Regions from separate parts of the Homo sapiens genome. Here region 1 is linked to region 2. A link is a contact called in ENCODE Hi-C or POLR2A ChIA-PET data. All regions are on one chromosome and are shown on one strand. The core of a region is the stretch at or near the end of the contact, and the rest is flanking DNA. Distances in the headings are between cores, read along the strand shown.

Region 1 (6,460 bases), core at 3,086-5,585, 110 kb before region 2:
CTGCTGTTGCTTTAAAGTTTATTTTGACTGATATAAGAATAGCTACTCCTGCTCATGTTTTGTGTCCATTTGCATGGAATGACTTTTTCCACCCCTTTACCTTAAGTTTATGTGAGTCCTTATGTGTTAGGTTAGTCTCTTGAAGGCAGCAAGTAGTTCGTTGGTGAATTCTTATCCATTCTGCAATTCCGTATTTTTTCAGTGGAGCATTTAGGCCATTTACATTCGACATTAGTATTGAGATGTGAGGTTCCATTCCATTTATCATGCTATTCGTTGCCTGTATACCTTAGTTTTCTGGGTTTTTTTTCAATTGTATTTTTGTTTTATAGGTCCTGTGAGATTTATGCTTTAAACAGGTTCTGTTTTGATGTGTTTCCAGGATTTGTTTCAAGGTTTAGAGGTCTTTTTAGCAGTTCTTATAGTGCTGGCTTGGTAGTGACAAATTCTCTCAGCATTTGATTGTCTGAAAAAGACTATATCTTTCCTTCATTTATGAAGCTTAGTTTCACTGGATACAAAATTCTTGGCTAATTGTTTTGTTTGAGGAGGCTGAATATAGGACCCCAATCGTTTGAGGAGGCCGAATATAGGGCCCCAATCCCTTCTAGCTTACAGGGTTTCTGCTGAGAAATCTGCTGTTAATCCAATAGGTTTTTCTTTACAGGTTACCTGGTCTTTTGTCTCACAGCTCTTAAGATTCTTTCTTTCATCTTAACTTTAGATAATCTGACGATAATGTGACTAGGTGATGATCTTTTTGTGATGAATTTCCCAGGTGTTCTGTGAGTTTCCTGTATTTGGATGTCTAGGTCTCTAGCAAGGCCAGGGAAGTTTCCCTCGATTATCCCCCCAAATATGTTTTCCAAACTTTTAGATTTCTCTTCTTCCTCAAAAATGCCAATTATACTTAGATTTGGTTATTTAACATAATCCCAGACTTCTTGGAGGCTTTGTTCATACTTTCTTATTCTTTTTTTTTTTTTTTGTCTTAGTCGGATTGGGTTAATTCAAAAACCTTGTCTTTGAGCTCTGAAGTTCTTTCATCTGCTTGTTCAATTCTATTGCTGAGACTTTCCAGAGCATTTTGCATTTCTATAAGTGCGTCCATGGTTTCCTGAAGTTTTTATTGTTTTTTAATTATGCTATCTATCTCATTGGAAATTTCTCCCCTCATTTCTTGTATCATTTTTTGGATTTCCTTAAATTGTGCTTTGCCTTTCTCTGGATCGCCCTGATTAACTTAATAATGAAACTTCTGAACTCTTTTTTAGGTTAATCAGGGATTTCTTCTTGTTTTGGATCCATTGCTGGTGAGCTAGTGTGATTTTTGGGGGGTGTTAAAGAACTTTGTCATATTACCAGAGTTGGTTTTCTGATTCCTTCTCATTTGGGTAGGCTCTGTCATAGGAAAGGCCTAGGGCTCAAGGCTGTGGTTCAGATTCTTTTGTCCCATGGAGTGTTCCCTTGATGTAGTGGTTTCCCCCTTTTCCTAGGGATGTGGCTTCCTGAGAGCCAAGATGTAGTGATTGTTATCTCCTCTGGATCTAGCCACCCAGCAAGTCTACCAGGCTCTGGGCTGGTACTGGGGGTTGTCTGCACAGAGTCGTGTGATGTGAACTGTCTGTGGGTCTCTCAGTCATGGATACCAGCCAGCACAGTATTTGGGGTGTCTTCCGGGTCCTGCAGGAGCAATCCACTTCCTTCAGATGGTCTATCAATTCTCTCAGCTTTCCTGATTTATTCCTGCAGTCATTCTGGAGCAAAAGTTCACAGTGCAAGCCTCCACATTCTGCTCTTTCCATCCAAGTGGGAGCTGCAATCTAGTCCTGCCTCCCATCCACCATTATCTCTCCAGCTACCTGAATTAAGTTCTGTGTGGCTTGGGACGCCTCACGATCATGGCAGAAGGTGAAAGGCACATCTCACATGGTGGCAGACAAAAGAAGAGAGCTCATTTTCTTTTGTGATACTCATTGTATCACAATGAGTAGATTAGGTTAGGTTCAGCTAGAAGAGTAAATTAACAGAGGCTCATATTTCTTTCATATATAAGTCCACAGCTAGGCAGTTCATGGGCATTACAGCATCTCAGCTGCACAGTCTTCAGAGATACAGCCTCCTCCAACCCTACACATTTACCCTGTACTCTCCCTCCCATGACAAACACACACACACACACATACATACACATATATACATACACCCCAATCAGGATTTGGGGAATCCCAGGAATCAGCATTTTAACAGGTATTGCAGGAAATTCTAAAACATGTAGTTTTTAACCCACTCTGAGAAATTCTAATGTAGGAGAATTAGGAAAAGGATGATAAAGTGACTCTCGCAGAATTGGTAATGAGAGGAAATAAAATGACTTCCAAGATTTAAACTATGCAATCAATGAATAATTGTTAAGAGCAAAGGTATGTAAAGTTACCTTAAAGAAACTCAGACCACTCACATTTAACAAAAACCTAACTTTTAAATATTTTATCATCTAAAGACACTATAAATGTGAAAGTGGATGGTGCAGAGTGAATCCACAGCCACAGTGGATTATTAAGGTACTATTAAGCTGTGGCTACCTATATCAAAGGCTGTATGTGAGATGATTTTCAACTTGGGGAGCTGGGCAAAAATAAATTTTGGCTTCCACAGTCTCATCTCCATTTCCTTCTGAAAGGAAAAAGAAAAGAAAAACGAAAATCCTGGGACAATGTATCATAAAGCCAGGTAAGAAACAGTTAACATTATTTTGTAACATCAATCATTTTACTTTTCCTTAACATAAGTGGAAAATTGAGTAGATTGTTCCTGTTTACCAAGTATGTTTTTGAAAATTCCTACCCACTGGTCCTGGTAGAAAATAGATGTGCTTCTGCCCAAATTAAGGAAAACTCCACAGACCTACACTACCACTCCCTGAACATTTTTCTTTATCTCTTCTTTTTACTGCATCCTATCCTCTTAAACTGCTATTTAATTTCCAAGTGAATTCTTCCACAGCTTCAAATCACTCAAGCAATCTCCCACTTTACTAAGGGATTCTTAGCATCAGATAGTTTCAGACTGGTGACAGGGTATTTATTAAAAGCATGAAGTCTGTGCTTTGCCAAGGAGACCTAAGACTGAGTAAGTCTCTTCAACTCTCGGAATGTAGTTTTTGTCATTTGAAAATTGACTTCTGTTGAAGATTTATTTTCTAAGATCCTAGTGAAATTTTAAGTGTATAATCACGATCCAAACATAACCAACATTCTTATACAGTGGTAGAGTTTAAGGGAAGCAATTTGACAAGTTGTACACAACCTTTCCCAAGCCCCACATTGTATGTACTTAAGAAAGACTACCTATAATCCATTTTATTACCCAACTGGGGGGTTCTGAATGATCCATTTTACTGCACAATTAGGGGGTTCTGAACCTAGATTTTAGCACTTCAGAGAATCATGGCACCTGCTGAGAGAGAGGATAGGCAGCAGAGAGAGAAACTGCGACACATATCCATCAGGTTGCTTTGCCTTCTAAGCTAACTGCTGAAGATCCTGTAGGGCCAGGCAGAAAAACCGTATTTTCTTGTCTTTTCAAATTTCAAATTCCCTTAAACCAAAGGCTGGACTCCAAATAATTTCGTTTGGAACTAAAGAGCTCATCCCCTCTGAGCACGAAAACAGGACTCTGTGACTCCGCCTCGCCGTAGACCGCAGGAGGGAGAAACAGCGCCAGGGAAACCCGAGCCTGTCCCATCGAGGCGGTCCCAGGCCAGCCCAGCCCACCCCAGCCCGCGCCAGCTACTGGAGCCCCAGGACGCAGCCGAGCGGCCCTCGCCGACTCCTTCCCGAGCCTGGCTGTGGCGTCACGTGACCCGCGGCGCGGCCAATCCGCGCAGCCCTCTATGCTATTCAAATCGGCGGCGGGGCCAACGGTTGTGCCGAGACTCGCCACTGCCGCGGCCGCTGGGCCTGAGTGTCGCCTTCGCCGCCATGGACGCCACCGGGCGCTGACAGACCTATGGAGAGTCAGGGTGTGCCTCCCGGGCCTTATCGGGCCACCAAGCTGGTAAGACAGCTCGGATAGACGGGACCGGTCAGCGGGCTGACGGCAGTCACCACTGTTCGCAGTTTTACCTCGACCGTTCGCAGTTTTACCTCGGTCGGAGGGATGAGTCCCAGGATCCCTAGGTTCAGTGAAAAGGCTGGCGAGGAGAAGTAGCGGGTATGCAACCCTTGCCAGACTCACCGCTCCCTCTATTTTGAGGGTCTGGGCCTCAGGTCCGAAAGGAAGCGCCGCGCGTAGGCCGCACCAGACTCGCTATGAGGAGCGACTCCTGTGCCTGGTGTGGCCGGCGTCCCGTGGGGGCGTCTTAGAATATTCCGATTTGGCCGCTCACCTCGCCTGATTTTCTACCCGCCTCAGAATTAGGGAACAATTGGGAATGAGGTCCAAAGCTTTGTAGGGTTAGGTGGGGGGCAAGCCCGAATGTGGCAATTTTGTTTATTGAACCCATAGAATTTAACGCAGGATGTATCGGCCGAATAGCACTAGGATAACAGCTGCCTGTTTCAAAACGGTATTTCTGAGTACCCATCAGTAACCACTGCTGGTGGTCCCTGAATTGCACGTACAGCACTCCTAACGCGTTTTGTGCAGTTGGGTCTTCGGTTCTATAGGATACTGTGGTGCTGGTTATGTGACGTTAGGTGAGTCCCCTACCTTCTGTGAGCCTGTTTCCACATTGGTAAAGGTTACTAATACATGCTTGCCTTAAGGGGTTTCCCAGGAGGATGCTGTTTTTTAAAGTGTGTTGTGATCTGCAGAATAACAAGCATTTTCCTCTTAGGAATGCCCTTCAGACGAGCATGTATTATTAGCCCTACTTTATCAGGTGCACACTGAGGCTCACAGACGTTAAATGCCCTCTAGAGTCACATCAACAGCAAGTGGCAGAGCTAGAATTCAGATCTTCCTGGTATGGCGATCTTACATGGATTCTGCTACTTAGTAAGTTATTGGCTATATTTACCAATATGAAGGATAGAATTTAGGACAGGAAGGAACCTCAATCAGTAGTCCTGCCACATTATTTAAAACCCATTAGATGAAAGTAGTATAAGCACGCTGAAAAAGAAAACATGCACTGAATGCTTACTAGTACTTCACATATATTACATCATTTTATCATTCCAATAAGCCCATTCGTTAGGTCCTTTTGTCCCTGTTTTGTGGTTAAGGAGATTGAGGCATAGAGATTGAAGATAGGCCCAAAAAGTCATAAACAATAGTGGCAGAGCTAGAGCTGGGAAACCAGCCCTACTAGTCTAACTCCAGAGCCTGTTCTTAAAGCCACTACCCTGTACTGCATCTCAGGAAAGCCGTTCTGTAATCTCCCTTAGTACAGAGTCCCTTTCTGTCATTTTTATTACTGTGTCCTCAGGCCAGTACAGAGTGAGCAGCTCAATATCAGTTTCTAGAGTCAATCACACCTGGGTTTGAATGCCTAGGTTCATCACTTAGCTGTGTGACCTTGGTCATTTTATTAATCTCTCTGCTTTATTTTCCTTATGTGAAAAATGAGAAATTAATAGTACCTATTCATAGAATTGGGGTAATTAAAGTGAAATAATGAATGTGAAGCACAGTGCTACCAACATTAATATTAATTGAGGTAAAAAACAGGGATGAATGTTTTCTCTATTGATTGTAGTTCTTCCTTATTTCCAGATTTCTTAAATAAGCTCAGGATCTTAAATAAGGATCTTAGATCAGCCAATGAAGTTCTTCTAATAAAAAAGCTATTACATAAAAATATTACTACAGCACTAGAATTAATAAAAAGAAAGCAGTGTAAGATATAATTTTTTTTTTTTTGAGACTGAGTTTTGCTCTTGTTGCCAAGGCTAGAGTGCAATGGTGCAATCTCAGCTCACCGCAACCTCCGCCTCCCAGGTTCAAGTGATTCTCCTGACTCAGCCTCCTGAGTAGCTGGGATTATAGGCATGCACCACTATGCCCAGCTAATTTTGTATTTTTAGTAGAGACGGAGTTTCTCCATATTGGTCAGGCTGGTCTCGAACTCCCGACCTCCGGTGATCCACCCGCATCGGCCTCCCAAAGTGCTGGGATTACAGGCATGAGCCACCGTGCCCGGCCAGATATAAAATTTTATATGGCACAAATAAGATGAATGATTCTTCAAGAATTTTTATGATATAATCAGATGTGAATTAAAGAATTTTCTTTACCTAATGTACTTCAAATCAATATGAGATTTAATTTTTCTTCAATTTTTTAAAAATATTTTCCTTCTTTTTACAGTGGAATGAAGTTACCACATCTTTTCGAGCAGGAATGCCTCTAAGAAAACACAGACAACACTTTAAAAAATATGGCAATTGTTTCACAGCAGGAGAAGCAGTGGATTGGCTTTATGACCTATTAAGAAATAATAGCAATTTTGGTC
Region 2 (6,537 bases), core at 221-2,720:
CAGTACTTAGATCAGTTCCTATCACAAAATGGGTTCACTGTAAATGTTAGCTAGAAGCATTACAAACTGAGGACAGGGTCACAACTATATCAGATGGGATTGTAATTGATTGTTTACCAGGTCTATAGTGAATTTTTTTAAACAAATACTAGGAAAATTCATAGCAATAGTGCCTACCTAGTTCTGGTTGCTCAGCATAGTAGATGCAAAAATACTTAATCTGGTTAAATTATATGATCTTACTTTGTCAGGTAGATTGTTTGGGTATGGATTTGTAATTCCACACAGTGCTATTACCAGTATACAAGAATCTTTGGTTTATTTTAGTGTAAGTTATCTTAACTTTAAACTAGTTTTTTAATTAGTATTCCCTCTTGGTATTGTTACCAGAAAGGGGTCCTGATCCAGACCCCAAGACAGGGTTCTTGGATCTTGCACAAGAAAGAATTTGGGGTGAGCTCATAGAGGAAAGTGAAAGCAAGTTTTAAGAAAGTAAAGCAATAAAGAATGGCTACCCTATAGGCAGAGCAGCAGCTTGGGCTGCTGGACTAAGGAGATACTTATAGTTATTTCTTGATTATATGCTAAACAAGAGGTTGATTATTCATGAGTTTTCCAGGAAAGGGGTGGGCCATTCCCAGAACTGAGGGATTCTCCCATTTTGAAGCCATACAGGGTAACTTCTTGACATTGTCATGGCATTTGTAAACTGCTGTCACTGCACTGGTGGGAGTAACTGTTAACATGCTAATGCATTATAATTGGCATATAATGAGCAGTGAGGAGAGCAGAGGTCACTTTCATCACCATCTTGGTTTTGGTGGGTTTTGGCAGGCTTCTTGACCACATAATGTTTTATCAGCAAGGTCTTTGTGTCCTATATCTTGTGCCAACCTCCTATCTCATCCTGTGACTAAGAGTGACTTAACTTCCTGGGAATGCAGCCCAGTAGGTCTCAGTCTTATTTTACCCAGCGCCTATGCAAGATGGAGTTGCTCTGGTTTAAACGCCTCTGACAGTATCATATAAAATACATTCAAACCCTGTTACTGTGGTAAGAAAAAAGTTACTCCTTGATAACAAGTACATACTAAGAAAAATACAGTTATCCCTACATATTAGATAATTGTGAATCTGCACCAATGGTTTACTAAATGTACACCCACCTTTGACCTAAAAGTATCATTGACTTTTCATTTATCGGCAGTGAATCATTACAGCACAAGAGCATCTTGTGGACTGTAGATGGGAATAAAATGAACTAAAGGAAATGACCTAGTAAAAAAATGTAGTGAATGCCTCTGTGTAATTGCTAAAATACCACCACAGGAGGGCCCAGTGTCTTTCCTTGAGTGCAGTGTGTTTCTGGAAGACCTTTAAGCCTGGAGACTCCCAAGGACAAGCACATAAAGGAGATGAATCACTTTCCAGTTCTCATCAGTGAATCATGGTTGAGATCACCACTACTTAATTTGAGCTTTTCAAACATATGAGTCACCACACAAGTTCCTGCATTCTAAATTAGAATGAGAACAGATTTCGTGATGTTGGATCAAGTAGCTCTTAAGGGCAGTTTGCCTGGGCTGGAAGAATGGGTACATTAGATGTATTCCAAACAGCCAGCTTGGGCATGAATACACTGCCCCATCAGCTTTCTGGGAACTGGCACAATAAAATCACTTCCTGAAGTTAGAAGGTAGAGAGAACTCCAACAAGGGTATAAATAGTGCACAGAGTAGTTCTGCTAAAACGACAGGATCCAGAGACACTCTCAGTCTTGGAAATCCTACCAACAAGGATTCAGGTACTTCCTTCTTTTATTAAAGACATTAGTGTTTTCCATTGCCTCCTGTAGTCTAAGTTGTGCTGTCATCCTGAGAGTGTTCCAAAGCCACACGGATACCCTACCTGATTCTCCAGACTCCTTTGGCTTCCTTAGTGTTAATGACCTTCTTCTCCTATCTCCCATTTCACATCACACATACTCCACGTCCATCCCAGTTTGCTATACTTCTATCATTACTTGGAATTATTCTATCTCCTAAATATTAAATTCAAACACTCCATTCACTAACTGCAACCTTTCTTCCAACATTCTCATTCAGTTACTCCCAGTCTATTATTTCTTCAGCCTCTTCAGGACTTCCAGATCCTCTCCTCTTTCTCCCAATATCAGCCCTTCTTTTCTGTAATTATTTTGCAATAATAGTTGTTACCATAAGGGCACTAACAAGTAAGTCATAGCAATTAACAACAATAGCAACTAACATTTATTGAGTTGTTCGTTTATGCCAGGCATTGAATTAAGCACTTATATCATTTAATTAATGCCTTACATCATTTAATTCCCAGGACTACTCTATGAACTAGGTTTTGAGGACCGTAGCCCAGCCTTCATGTTAAGCTTTGCTACATCTTGAACAATTTTACACTCCTCATCATTCTAATATAACTACTCATATGAAATGCTTAGTCATTATTCTAAAACCTAGACCAATGTGGTAAGGGTGGCACCACTGGCATAGTAAGAAATTGTACCTGAAATCTACACTAGTTAGACCAAGGAAATGGAGCTTAACTAAAGGCAGTTTTTGCAGCCTTATAAAGTAATTATACGAGCGGTTGGGAGTGACATAATTTGAGGTATTAAGAGACTTGGTAAGCTCCTGCTTATGGCCTCCTGCAACCTGCAACCTGAAAGGACCTCAACCTGGACAGGCAAAATGCCATCTCCACCAGCTGGGGCAGTGTTCTGTAAAGAACAGGAGAAAGTCAAGAAGCCACACTCACCTCATCTCCCTTGGATGAGGTATATGAGCATCCAATGCTAAGAATGCATCCTTTGCTCTTATAATATCCTTTGCTCTTATAAGCTTATACCAACTCATAAACAACATAAATTTATTTCTCATAGTCCTGAATTACAAAAAAAAATCACCCAACCCCCAGTGCTAACCTTAGTGTCCAGTGGCACTTATAAGGTGCTAAATGATTACTTGTTGAACTGTTTGTTTTATTGAGATTTCAACCCTTTGACAGTATATACTAATGAGGTATCCTTCTCACAGATTCTCCCAGAAGGATAAAGCAATAAGAAGCTTGAACCTAGAGCTATCCCTCTTTATTAAGGGCTTTTTAAAAATTGGAATTCTATCTGTACTATAAATTTCATTTTATTACTGACTCACAAGATTGTTCTATAAACCTCTGGCTAGACCGATTTTATATGATTTTGTAAAAATGTCATCTCTTCTATTTAAAGAATATAAATGCATAGAATTATACACATAGTGTTACATAGACACACACACTAGTTTTCTATTGTTGCATAACAAATTACCCCAAACTTACAACAGTAAATAATACAGATTATTAGCTATAGTTTCCATGGGTCAGGTATCCAGCATATTGTAGCTGGGCCCTCTGTTCAGGATCTCAAAGGTTGAATAAAATCAAGATGTCAGCTGAGCTATGTTCTCATCAGGAGACTCTGGGGAGGAATATTCTCCTGAGCTCATTCAGGTTGTTGGCAGAATTCAGTTCTTGTGGTTGTAGGACTAAAGTCTCCATTCTCTGCTAGCAACTGTTGCCCAGGAATCAATCTCAGCTCCTAGAGGTCACTCAAATTCATCAGTTTGTAGGTTCCTCCTTCTTCAAGCCATCAGTGACACATTGAATTTCTCTCAGGCTTTGAATCTCTGACTTTTGCTTCCCCAGTAAGCCAGAGAAAACTCTCTTGTTTTAAGGGCTCTATGTAATTAGGATAGGCCCACGTGGTTGACATCTTATTTTAAGGTCAACTGATTAGTCACCTTAATAGCATCTGTAAAATCACTTTTTCATGTAACATAACATAATAAGGGGGTGACAATAGAGGGCAGAGATTAAGGGGCTATTTAGAATACTGTCTTCCCCAAATTCCCATTAGAGTATCAACTCAAAATCAAAAATTCTCATCTAAATCTCAATGGCTCATATGCCCCCAATCCCATCACGTAAATCATGTAGAAATCAGGAGAGGATGGGGCTCTAGGGTAACCCATAATAACAGTCCCCAGGCACAATTCCTCTCTATCTGTGGACCTGTAAAACTAAAGAGACATGTTATGATCTTCCAGTACTCCAAACATACAATAGTGGGGCAAACATAGGATAATAGTTATACACATTGCAATTCGAAAAAGGCATAATATTTATATTTCACTGATGTCATGGCACTTTTAGGAAGAAATTGGTATTCCGCTGGGCACTGATACTGAAGATGTGCTCTGGGTCACCCCTACCTATTTCCTACCCACTCACCACTTCTCCCCACATGCCTGCCTTTTCCTTCTTTTCTCTGGCAGGATGAGGCGGGCAGGTCTGGGTATAGGAGTACCCAGGAGTTCCCAACTATGGGAACTATGGCTATGCTAACAGTGAGTATAGTGCCTGTGAGGAAGAAAATGAGACTCACTGAAAGTCTGAGAAGCAAAGTCACTGCTACAAAATCTCTTTCCATTGAAGTGGACCATGAAGCTAAAAATCAAAATAAATTATTAGCTGAAATGGACTCATGATTTGATTCTAAAGTGAGGTGATGCAAGTAACTGTGAGTTTGGAATTTGTTCCAATTAATGGCTTGAAGTACCATTTTGATAAAAATCAGCATCAAAACATTCTTAATTTTCAAATACTATGACCTTTTCCATTGAAGATTGCTGAACTTTGCTTATTTTATAAATTGCATTAGATAATACAGTGCTCGTTGTTTTAGTTTTATTTTACTTGTTTATTTTTGAGACAGGGTGTCACTCTGTCACCCCAGCTGGAGTGCAGTGGTGCTATCATGGCTCACTGCAGCCTTGACCTCCTGGACTTAGGTTATCCTCCCACCTCAGCTCTCTAAGTAGCTGAGACTACAGGCGCGTGCACGCCACCAAGCCCAGTAATTCTTTTTTTTTTTTTTGAGATGGAGTTTTGCTCTTTTGCCCAGGCTGGAGTGCAGTGGCACGATCTTGGCTCACTGCAACCTCTGCCTTCCAGTTTCAAGTGATTCTTCTGCCTCAGCCTCCCAAGTAGCTGAGATTACAGGCATGCACCACCACACCCAGCTAATTTTTTTTGTATTTTTAGTGGAGACAAGGTTTCACCATGTTGGCCAGGCTGGTCACGAACTCCTGACATCAAGTGATCCGCCTGCCTCGGCCTCCCAAAGTACTGGGATTACAGGCATAAGCCACTGTACTCAGCCCAAGCCCAGTAATTCTTTATATTTTTTGTAGAGGCAGGGTGATGTGGTTAGGCTTTGTGTCCCCACTCAAATCTCATCTTGAATTGTAATCCCCAGGTGTTGAGGGAGAGGCCTGGTGGGAGGTGAGTGGATCATGGGAGTGGATTCCCCCATGCTGTTCTTGTGATAGTGAGTTCTCACAAGATATGATGGTTTTATAAGGGGCTCTTTCCCCTTTACACACACTTCTGTCTCCTGCTACCTTGTGAAGAAGGTGCCTCTTTCCCCTTCTGCTTTGATTGTAAGTTTCCTGAGGCCTCTCCAGCCATGCAGAACTGTGAGTCAATTAAACCTCCTTTGTTTATAAATTACCCAGTCTCAGGGAGTGTCTTTATAGAAGTGTGAGAACAGACCAATACACAGGGTTTTACCATGTTGCCCAACCTGGTCTTGAACTCCTGCACTCAAGCAATCCACCCAGCTTGGCCTGCCAAAGTGCTGGGATTACAGGTGTGAGCCACTGTGCCCAGCTTGCAGTGATCTTTGAATACTGTTTCTTAATTATTCATTTTAGTTCCTGTTTTCAAGGTTGTTGAGAAGGTGTGGTGCCACCAATTTTTCTTCTATTATTTGCTGTCAGATTAAGTAGCATTATAATATTCTGTTGTTTTCATAAATGCCTGAAGAGCCTGATTCTAAGCTCTTGAGATAGTGAGCCAGTTTGTGATAGAATGGCAACTGACTTTTCTTCAACTGTCATAAACTGTGATTATGTACTCCCCTTTCCTCCTTTATTTAGTTAAAATTGTAGGCTGATTTCTTATCTAAATCTTCCTAATAATTTTTTATGATGAAGACCCTTTTCCCTCTTTGCCTGAAGACCTCATTCTTTAAAGCTTGTTATTTTTGACATATTTCGAATAGGCCCCAATGCACATGTGTGTCAGTATAGTTGTTTCATATAAACATTATAAATTCCATTGACATGGCTTATAATAGTTTTATGATTTTGGCTAGTTAGGTAGACCATTTGATTATCACTGGTGACAGAGAAATGTGAAGTTAAGTAATTACTAAACTCCGAATGGAAATAAAGTGGTCAAGAAACTCAGGCATTGAACTTAAAGGTAAGATTACTGTTGCTGTAATCCAATGCATTTGTTGATGGAAAGCAAAACATAAAGGTGACTGTTGAGTAAAAAGAAATATTAAAATATTGTTAGTCTGCATTGATACTATGTTGAAATTTACCCATTTATAAGCTCTAGAAATACATTTTTTAATAAAATATATTAATCAATAAAAAAGGGAGAGAGATGGAAGGC

What was found. Hi-C counts contacts between places; a loop is a spot of excess contacts on that map. ChIA-PET counts read pairs that join two places held with the same protein, here RNA polymerase II (POLR2A). Pooled maps may share reads with other maps.
Region 1: a map of endothelial cell of umbilical vein shows a loop between it and region 2 (4-fold over the local background). The contact joins the promoter of DEPDC1-AS1 here to the enhancer-like site in region 2. A Hi-C loop is called at or near these places in 1 of 168 maps with a recorded cell type or tissue (endothelial cell of umbilical vein) and 2 of 50 pooled maps. POLR2A ChIA-PET finds 5 or more read pairs at or near these places in 1 of 52 experiments (OCI-LY7).

The regions. Positions count from the first base shown.
Region 1 is chr1:68,494,551-68,501,010 of GRCh38, reverse strand. It overlaps DEPDC1-AS1 (DEPDC1 antisense RNA 1), which reads right to left and starts at 4,335. Exons shown (of 3, transcript NR_110671.1): 1 at 4,240-4,335. It overlaps DEPDC1 (DEP domain containing 1), which reads left to right and starts at 3,929. Exons shown (of 12, transcript NM_001114120.3): 1 at 3,929-4,059; 2 at 6,316-6,460. The coding sequence starts at 4,012. RefSeq lists enhancers at 4,029-4,088, 4,199-4,248.
Region 2 is chr1:68,379,469-68,386,005 of GRCh38, reverse strand. No RefSeq gene overlaps it. Among named protein-coding and RNA genes, the nearest start is that of RPE65, 67 kb to the left of the region's middle. RefSeq lists an enhancer at 747-1,946. Within about 2 kb of position 1,470, at least 9 of the 41 ENCODE cell types and tissues checked have a DNase peak (open chromatin) inside an H3K27ac peak, as active enhancers do; they include endothelial cell of umbilical vein, where a contact is called at or near this core.